Regions from separate parts of the Homo sapiens genome. Here all the other regions are linked to region 2. The links are chromatin contacts, found by Hi-C or POLR2A ChIA-PET in ENCODE. All regions are on one chromosome and are shown on one strand. Each heading gives the region's core, a stretch centred on a gene start or an enhancer-like site at or near the end of the contact. The rest is flanking DNA. Distances are from core to core; before and after follow the strand shown.

Region 1 (3,208 bases), core at 476-2,975, 1.7 Mb before region 2:
AAATCTTTAATGTTCATAAATCATGGTATATACATAGAATGGAATACTATTTTTAAAACTTAAAACACGAGGCAGTTCTATTCATATGAAATTGATATGGTATTGATATGGAATGATCTCCAAGCTACTAAATTTAAAAAGAAATTAACAATTAACAGAATTAACTGCTGTATACACAAAACAATGTGTACAGCATGTTACTACTTCTATTTTTTTAATACCATTATCTATATATGTATATGCTTATACATACACAGAATATATCTGGAAGAATACATAAGAAACTAGTATCACAGATTGCCTCTGAGGAGAAAAACTAAGCAGCTAAGGGATAGGGATAGAAAAAAGCCTTACATTTTGCCATATTCTTTCTTGCACCTGTTGAAATTTATAGCATTTGCTTTTATTGACTACCAAAAATGAAAAATAAAATTTATATTATAATCCACAGCTTACACTACCAGAATATTCCATTATATCTTTATTTATTTATTTACTTTTAACGACTACTCCAGCAGATCAGGGCTACCCCCAGGCAGTGTGTGGAGCCTATTCCATTATACTAAATGCATTATGCTAATCTTTGCAGAAAGACGTAAGGTGACCTAATCAAAGTTCTAGTATTAATTTCAACTGCATTGATGATAAGGGTCAAAGATTGTCATATTTTTAGCTAAATTAATAAATAATCTATTAAGGTATATACCTTATTAAGGTCTATCAATCTATTAAGGTATATTACAGGGGTTGCTTGGATTTGAGAAAAAGGAAAACGAGTATGTGGATGAGGGAGACAAGGAGAATAATTTCATTCATTCATTCACTCAAAAATCATATTTGCACGTCAAGTACCAATCATTGCGCTAAGTGCTTAGGAAACAATGACACAATGTCCTTGCCTTTGAAAATCGTGCAGTTTAGTGCGAATACATGAATAGAGCAGTAAAACTGGCACTCTTGGTTACTCAGAATATACATTCATTCATTCATTCATGAACATATAACTGAATGAAGGAAGCCAGGGAGAAAGAAAGCCCGGTGACAAAATAATTCCACTGAAGCCCCTAGTGACTTGAAAAGAACACCAAGAATCGATCCCTCAATCTGAGAATGTGTGTGGACCTTCCTTCCTAGAATCACGAGAGACATCAGGGCCTGCAGAGGTCCCAGGCGCGGCTCTTCCTCCAGTGCCCGTCAGTCACCAGCCCCGAGAGCTTGGAAAACGCAGAGGGTAGGGGTCCCCAGGCCCCAACCCCACACCTGCATCTCTTCAAGCCAGGCACTCCCACTAGGTTCAGCTCTCTAAACGTCCCGGAAGGAACAAACTCTGAGTCAACCTCTGACCCTCAAAATGAAAGTCACTCAGGGTCATTTCCCTCAGTGCTCAGGGCTCATTCACAGACAGTATAAAAGGTCAAGAGAAATGGAAACTCCTCTCGAGGAGCCCTCAGCTTCGTGAAAGCAGGAGACACCTGGGGTAGATCGGACAGGGAGGGTAATCCCAGAGGCTTCTCCAGTCATATGCAGTCGGCTCGGACTACTCATGGCACAGTCACTGACCTTTCCAAAAGGGCTTCCCAGGGGCGGTGGCCAGAGGAGCGAGAGCGGCGGCCCAGGCCCCGCACCCAACACATCTCCCTCTCAGCGGGCTCTGTGCTAAGGGGCGCAGGGTAACCAAGAGCGACCAGGAGGCCGCCATCTTGAACTCCGTACGAGGAGAGGAAGAGGAAAACTTTATTGGAACCCAGAAGAGAGACGGTGGCAAAGTCAAACCCCGCCGTGCACGCTGAAGGCTCCACCCGAGAGAACCAAGGGATCAGTTAGGGAACGTGACCTCCAGTAGCCACATGGGCGGGCTGCACTCCCGTGCCCTCCCGTCCTTCCGGACGCTGCCAGCCGGGACTACGACTCCCAGCATGCAGTGGGGTGGGGCGGGGTGGAACGGAACAGGCAGCTCCAGTCTGGGCAGTGGGAGGGAGGGCGATTCTCCGCCCGGCGCTGGCGGCCGGCCGAGGAACCCGAAGTTTTCAAGGAATTGGGAAGTGATTATGACGGGTAGGCAGGTAACCACTCTTGAGCCTTTTAAGTTAGCTCACATGACCGAGATTCCGAAACCTGAATAAAATGGAGGTGACCCAATGGGCCCTCGGGTTTTAACGGAAGAGTGGTGTCACTTCGTCACACCTCCCTAAATGGTAGGCCCATTTTTTATTTTATCTCCAGCGTCCAACTCATCTTTGACGAGTACCTGAAATGTGCGCCTACCGCTTTCCCTTTTCGTATTTGAATAATATAAATGGTACGCACTCAAATGTTTTGAAAGATTGTATAAGTGGCATGGGAAAGCCAAGGGCCTAAGAAGGACTGTCGGTGGACGGAGAAGTCATGGGACAGTGTATCCGAAGGGTAACTTCTCATTGATCTGCCCTAATTTGATTAAACAATAAATGCTTTGACATACTATAATAAGCGAATTAGGAGTACAAATTGCTGTCCAGAAGAGGCTGGCAATCCAGTAAGCGAGATGAATTCCAGAAAAGATAATACAGGCCGGGCTAGGTGGCTCATGCCTGGGAGGCCCAGGCAGGAGAATCGCTTGAGCCCGGGAGTTTGAGACCAGTCTGGGCAACATAGCGAGATCCTGTCTCTGCAAAAAATACAAAACTGGGCATGGTGGCCTGTGCCCTGTAGTCCTAGTTACTAGGGAGGCCGAGGTGGGGGTTGCGTCCAGGAGGTGGAGGCTGTAGTGAGCTGGGATTGTGCCACTGCACTCCTGCCTGGGAGACAGAGTGAGTCCCTGTCTCAAAAAAACAAAAAAAAAACAAAAAAAAAAAAAAAAAGAGAAGGCCCGGCGCGGTGGCTCACGCCTGTAATCCTAGCACTTTAGGAGGCTGAGGCAGGCGTATCACCTGAGGTCAGGAGTTCAAGACCAGCCTAGCCAACATGGTGAAACCCTGTCTCTACTAAAATACAAAAATTAGCCGGCATGATGGCAGGTGCCTATAATCCCAGCTACTTGGGAGGCGGAGGCAGGGAGAATCGCTTGAATCCGGGAGAGGGTGGCTGCAGTGAGTCGAGATCGTGCCACTGCACTCCAGCCTGGGCAGCTGAGCGAGACTCTGTCTCAAAAAAAGAAAAGAGAAGAGGAGGGGAGGGGAAGGGGGAGTGAAGGGGAGGGGAAGGGGGAGTGAAGGGGAGGGGAAGGGGG
Region 2 (3,148 bases), core at 606-3,105:
GTTACTTAGATTGACAGTGGAAAAGGCAGAAAAAGGAAATAACATATTTTTATAGGTTGTATTTAATTTTAAAACAAGTTTTGGGTGTTGTCTGTTTATTTATTTTTATTTTATTTATTTATTTTTTGAGACGGAGTCTTGCTCTGCCGCCCAGGCTGGAGTGCAGTGGCGTGATCTTGGCTCACTGCAAGCTCCGCCTCCCGGGTTCACGCCATTCTCCTGCCTCAGCCTCCCGAGTAGCTGGGACTACAGGCGCCCGCCACTACGCCCGGCTAATTTTTTGTATATTTAGTAGAAATGGGGTTTCACCGTGTTAGCCAGGATGGTCTCGATCTCCTGACCTCGTGATCCACCCGCCTCGGCCTCCCAAAGTGCTGGGATTACAGGCGTGAGCCACCGCGCCGGGCATATTTATTTTTTAAAGAACAAATTTGATTCGACGCAATTTAAAATGATAACATAATAATGTATTTTGGGGGAAGAACTATTATTTAAAGCCTGTGGATTTCAATTTCTCATTATATATTACAGCTATCTATAATTATAATTCCACGCTGCCAGCTGGGAAACAAACAAAACGACAACTTCTAGGGTGGAATAAAAAGGAAGATGGAAGGCAGTTTAGGTCATCAGCGCCTACTTCTTACCAGAAATCACCTGGAGCCTCCATTAAACCATACTCCCGAACTTACCACACAGCTCTAATTAAGTCTAGAGTGGGGCATAGTTTTAGTTTCAACAGGTGCTTTATGTGACTCTGATAGCAATGGGCCTGCAGACAGTTCTAAGGTTGAGTGACGTGAACCAGGAAGCAAAAAGACCCGAATTAAAGCTATAACAGCAGAAATAACGTAAGAGGGCAGATTCCAGCCATATCTGCAAGATAGAATGAAGAGGGCTTAGTGATTTATTGGATATGAAAGATGAGGAAGAATCTAAAGGCAAATGAGATAATAGTTGTGCCATTAAAAAGAGTCTATTAAGAATTCAGAAATACCAGAGCTTTTTTAAGACGGGGGTTGAGAGGTAAGTCCTGTTACAATGATTACTTCAACACCGATTAAAGTGAATTTGAGGGTGCTTATGTGACATTTAGAAGAACTGCCCAGAAAGCATTCACAAATACAGTCTAGAATTCAAACACGACGTCCAGGACATGGAGACACGGGTTAGGAAATCACTGGTATCTTAGTGGTAGGTAAATCCTAGAGAACGAATTCTTTGAAAAAAGCCAAAAATTACTCATTTGAATTTTGCAAACTACAGTTTCGCCGGGCTTCTTAGCGACAACTGCAGCTAAGTGTCGGGGACAGAAGAGAGACTGAAGTGGCCCCGCAAGCCCCCTTTGGCAAAGCCCACTCCGAGACCATCCGGATCCCGACCTACACCAGAGCAAATGTCTAATGGTGAGAAGCCGCTTCACCACCCTACAGATCCGCGGTGCAGAGATTTCCCTGCTAAGGTCCTAACTCCTGAATGGGTACGGCGAGTACACCCGAAGAATCGAAAGGTACTTATCCCCCACTCAGTTCTAGAGGAAGCAGCGAGGTGGGCCAAGATGCGTGGTAAGGCCCAGGGACTCTTTGTCAACGAAGTCCGTTAAACTTTCCGCCCTCCCGGGGGCCTCAGCGGGCCAATTCCACTCACTTCTCGGAGGCTCCGGCCCAGCATGGTCCTCGTGCCCAGCCTGCCACCACAGGAGCCAGGCAAGGGGGAAAAAGAGGTCACCGGTCGCTAGTGATGTTACATGGGCGCAGCCATCTTTAATTGTCACTGAGCCCTTCAACACCGAGTACTTGGATTGGTTGAATTGCAGCCCGAGGAAATGATCTTTGTAGGCGATTGGTTGGCGCCGCAAAGCCATCCCGGCGGCTAAGGAGAGCGGGCAGGCAAGGAGATTCCGGGCCAGGGTCGCGGCGGCAGTCGGCAAGCGTTCGATTCTCTGGCGTTGGATCGCGAGCGGTGTCTGCTTGTCCCGCCGAGGGCTCCCAGGACAGGGCAGGGATCTAGGGGGTTTGCGCACCTGCTTTTTAATGCCCCGCCCCCCCTTTTTTTTTTAAAGTGGAGGGGGTGAAAGTGAGGGAGGAGAATGGACAGAATACTGACTGGAACGTTAATTCGAGCATTTCATATGCGAAGAGCGGAATAACAGTTCCGTATTCTTCTTTCAGTTTCTCCATTAGATTAGCTTCATTTTCGAATGCTCCGTTTTGCATGCTTAATTTTGAAACTAGCCCGTGGTTTGGCAGAATTTGACTGAATTCAGGGGTGAGAGTTTGATCCAGTCCAAGTGTATTTGAATTTGAGCACGCAGTTCAACCAGTGTTTACAATGGAATTTCTGAAGACTTGTGTACTTAGAAGAAATGCATGCACTGCGGTTTGCTTCTGGAGAAGCAAAGTTGTCCAAAAGCCTTCAGTTAGAAGGATTAGTACTACCTCTCCTAGGAGCACTGTCATGCCTGCTTGGGTGATAGATAAATATGGGAAGAATGAAGTGCTTCGATTCACTCAGAACATGATGATGCCTATCATACACTATCCAAATGAAGTCATTGTCAAAGTTCACGCTGCCAGTGTAAATCCTATAGACGTTAATATGAGAAGTAAGTTTTCAAAAGACATTGTTACCTTTTTTAAAAAAATCACTTTCATAAGGTATGCCGTTTTAAAAAATTGACTACGCTTCTTTGGTTTACATAAATGAATCATTTAGGTTTTTAACAATACCTCTGCAAATATTTCCAAAATTTTTGAAATTGCAATGGCCAGGGAATCCTTCTGGCCATTTGTATTGACAAAATATAAGCTTGATTGTTTTCATGCGTCCTTAAATATGTAAGTTCAGACTTGAGAACTGTGTCTGTAGCTAACTTTTTTTTTTTTGAGACTGAGTCTCACTCTGTCACCCAGGCTAGAGTGCGGTGGCCTGATCTCAGCTCACTGCAACCTCCGCATCCTGGGTTCAAGCAATTTCTCCTGCCTCAGCCTCCCGAGTAGCTGGGATTACAGGCGCATGCCACCACACCGGGCTAATTTTTTGTATTTTTAGTAGAGATGGGGTTTCACTATGTTGGTCAGGCTGGTCTCGAACTCCTGACCTCAGGCGATCCTCTGCCTCCGCCCCCTAAGTGCTGGGATTACAGACG
Region 3 (3,105 bases), core at 511-3,010, 1.2 Mb after region 2:
GAATCTACAGTTATCTCTAAATTAAAACTTTAATTTTGAAAAAGTGAAGCAATTACTTAACCACTGGGGGAAAAATGAAATCATATCCCTATTTCAAACTTGACATCAAAACTAATTCCAGGAGTTTGAAGAGTTGAATATAAAAACAGCTCATATCTACCATATGTTGGGCAATTTCTACGTGCCAAGTATATTCATAGAATGGGAGAGTTCCCCAATCCCCTTGGAGAAATTGCAATAAGGGTGTGGCTCATTTGCTCGGGTCACCATGCACTGAAATGCCTTATGGGAGGGGTAGCATGCAGACGGGCAGGTGCAGGAGTCAGGGCAAGCGTTTTTGGGCTCTGGCCCCATGGTAGCATCTAAGGGTGTGTTACAATTAATATTCTTTTAGCAGTTGCCATCCACGGACAGCTGAGTGTTAAACCAGCTTAGCGGAGGGTCAGGGTGACAGCCTTTTACACCCTGCCCTCTGCCCTCTTGGTACTCGACTCCTTATCCAGCATCCAGAAAGAATCAGGTCACATGGACTTGAAGAATGGTGAATGTGAGGATTTTACTGAGTGATGGGGGTGGCTCTCAGTGGGATGGATGGGGAGCTGGAAAGGGGATGGAGTGGGAAGATAATCCTCCCCTGGAGTTTGGCTGTCCTGTGACCAATCTCCTCTCTGTTCCCAGCCGAACTCCTCTCGACATTCAGACGCTCTTTCTGTTCTTTCCTTCTCTGCTGTGCCACTCTGCCACTGTTTTGCTCCTTTGCTCTTCTGCTTGTGGAGCCTGGGGTTTGGGGTTTATATAGGTACAGGATGGGGGGGTGTGGCAGGCCAAAAGGCAACATTTGGACACAAAAACAGGAATGCCCATTCCCATTTAGGGCCACAGGTTTCCAGGCTTGAGGGTGGTGCCTTTGCCGAGGAACCACCCTCTTCTACCCAGTATTTCCCTGCCTCCTGTCCATGTCATTCATATATATTCTCATGTTATTCTTCCAAGAAATTTGTGATAGAGGTATTATTATCCACATTTTAACAAAGAGGAATATTAGTTCTTTTCCTAAATTTGCACATTAAAAAAGAAAAATCTACACATAAAAGAGAAATAATACACAGCAATGTGTTAACCTTGATTTGGATGAATAAGAGTCTAAGTGTTTTGAGATTTTTCTTCTGTAATTATTTATATGCACTGGGTTTTTCTATAATGAACATGCTTTCTTTTTAAAAAAAATTTTAAGATTATGCGAAAATAAAGGAAGGAATTTTTATCGGGGACAGGAACAAGTCAGTAGGAAGTATGGCTCACACAGCACAACACACAAACCCAGGTTAATATAAACTATGTTCTGATAATTGCATCTAATTACAAGGGAGAGCTAAGCACTAATAATGTTTAAGGTGGACGTTTTTAAAATAACAATTAGCAATTACAAAGGAGAAATTTGGCAACATTTGAGAAATGACTGAATGGAATAAATATAACATTTCTTAAAAGGTGATTTTATAATTACTAATTACTTTTGCTCCAATTTCAATCTACTTGGAAAAAAAAAAAAAGATGGGCAGTCCTGAAGCCACAGGACTGCTGTAGTTGTCCAGGCAAAGAGTAACCAGAACCTGAATTGGGGGATAGGAAGGAAGGGGCAGAGATCAGAAAAGTTAAGAAGGAAGTGAATAAGACTGGTGATTCATTAGCAATAAAGAACAATGGGCAGAGAAAAGCCAGAGTGTGATGTAAGAGACAAAAACAACATTGGCTAGTCTTGGTTTTGCCACAATCCAGTTGTAGATCCTCAGGACAGATATTTAATGCTCTCTTAGCTTTGTTTTCCTCATCCCTACAATGAATGTGTTCCTCTATAACTTCTCAGGTCCCTCCAAGATCTAACGTTTTGAGGCTGAGTGACCAGAATGATGAAGGTAACATGAACAGAAGTCCCACAGAGGAACCTGATCCCAATTTCTGGGATTTAGATGATTCTGTTGAAGCTGTTTGACCTTGGACAAATTACTTAACCCTTCTGTGTGTCCATTTCCATTATAAAATGGTAATAATAATAATAATACTGCCTACCTCGTAGAGTTGTCCTACATAAACCTATAGGGGGGTGCCTAGCATATCATTAAGTCTCAACAGATGTGAACAACCAACAAAAATGCCATCTGTTCTTAAAACTGATCACAACTATGCCTCACGGTTTCATCAGAGAGACTCTCTAGACAACAAAACTTTTGTCATAAAATCCAACTTTTATGACATCCCCTCATATATATTATAGGAGCAGATGTTGGATGTTTATAGAAATGTGACATGTAGGATTTTGAGTAGCTGAGTCACTAGACTTTCAGAGTTGAAGCCTTCAGATACTACGTCCTAGAGTGAGTGCTCGTTGTCACGTCCACTCTTCCTAGCCCAGCACCATCACATCCTAATATTTGTCATAGGTATTACCCCAAAGCAACAGAACATGAAGATCTGAGTCATTATGAAAAAATAAGTGTTGATCCAGCTGCCGTAACTGTCAGAAACAAACCACTCTGAGCACAACGGATGCCAGTGCACCAGATTGTGAGGGTGTGTGACTGACCTCCCAGTCAGTCCTTGGCTCCGTTGCCGTCACTTAAAGGATTTGCAACAAGAACATGGCGATATGGCACATTTATGCACGTATGTGCTTCCCTCCCTGCCCAAGCCTGTTCTCACCTGAATCTCATAATAGGGATGGCAGTTCAAATAACGTCTGCCAACCAAAAAAAAAAAAAATAGTAATTATTTGCCTGGGACTCCAGGAGGAAAACTAAGTACAAGAGTGTCAAACTTCAGGGGAGAGGATACCAGTGAAGAAACATTATTAGAACATATGTCTTGACACTAAAATTATAGGAAACATCTATGCAAAAGATGCAGAGAAATTTTTGCTATTATCATTTAAGATTCCATTGAGTGAATTTTGTAAAACTTGTGATTTCAGAGCCAACTTTCAATTTCAACTCACATAAAGCTGCATGAATCAGGCACTCTCTAGGTCACCATCTAGAACAATGCTAAGGGTACTTTCCAGTGTAAAGTCAGGGTAATTCTCTTCTATCCAGTTCCCTCAACTTCACT

Evidence for each region. Hi-C counts contacts between places; a loop is a spot of excess contacts on that map. ChIA-PET counts read pairs that join two places held with the same protein, here RNA polymerase II (POLR2A). Pooled maps may share reads with other maps.
Region 1: a map of CD4-positive, alpha-beta T cell shows a loop between it and region 2 (6-fold over the local background). The contact joins the promoter of AFG1L here to the promoter of RTN4IP1 in region 2. A Hi-C loop is called at or near these places in 1 of 168 maps with a recorded cell type or tissue (CD4-positive, alpha-beta T cell) and 5 of 50 pooled maps. POLR2A ChIA-PET finds 5 or more read pairs at or near these places in 1 of 52 experiments (WTC11).
Region 3: a loop to region 2 is called in a pooled map, with 4 times the contacts of the local background. The contact joins the enhancer-like site here to the promoter of RTN4IP1 in region 2. A Hi-C loop is called at or near these places in 2 of 50 pooled maps.

The regions. Positions count from the first base shown.
Region 1 is chr6:108,293,571-108,296,778 of GRCh38, reverse strand. It overlaps AFG1L (AFG1 like ATPase), which reads right to left and starts at 1,725. Exons shown (of 13, transcript NM_145315.5): 1 at 1,561-1,725. The coding sequence starts at 1,699. RefSeq lists an enhancer at 1,384-1,873.
Region 2 is chr6:106,628,205-106,631,352 of GRCh38, reverse strand. RTN4IP1 (reticulon 4 interacting protein 1) reads left to right here and starts at 1,855. Exons shown (of 9, transcript NM_032730.5): 1 at 1,855-2,605. The coding sequence starts at 2,332. It overlaps QRSL1 (glutaminyl-tRNA amidotransferase subunit QRSL1), which reads right to left and starts at 1,775. Exons shown (of 11, transcript NM_018292.5): 1 at 1,648-1,775. The coding sequence starts at 1,671. RefSeq lists enhancers at 1,544-1,603, 1,634-1,773.
Region 3 is chr6:105,458,671-105,461,775 of GRCh38, reverse strand. The region is part of intron 1 of LOC105377921 (a long non-coding RNA gene); the gene reads right to left. Among named protein-coding and RNA genes, the nearest start is that of PREP, 57 kb to the right of the region's middle. RefSeq lists enhancers at 2,230-2,289, 2,300-2,569. Within about 2 kb of position 1,760, at least 5 of the 41 ENCODE cell types and tissues checked have a DNase peak (open chromatin) inside an H3K27ac peak, as active enhancers do.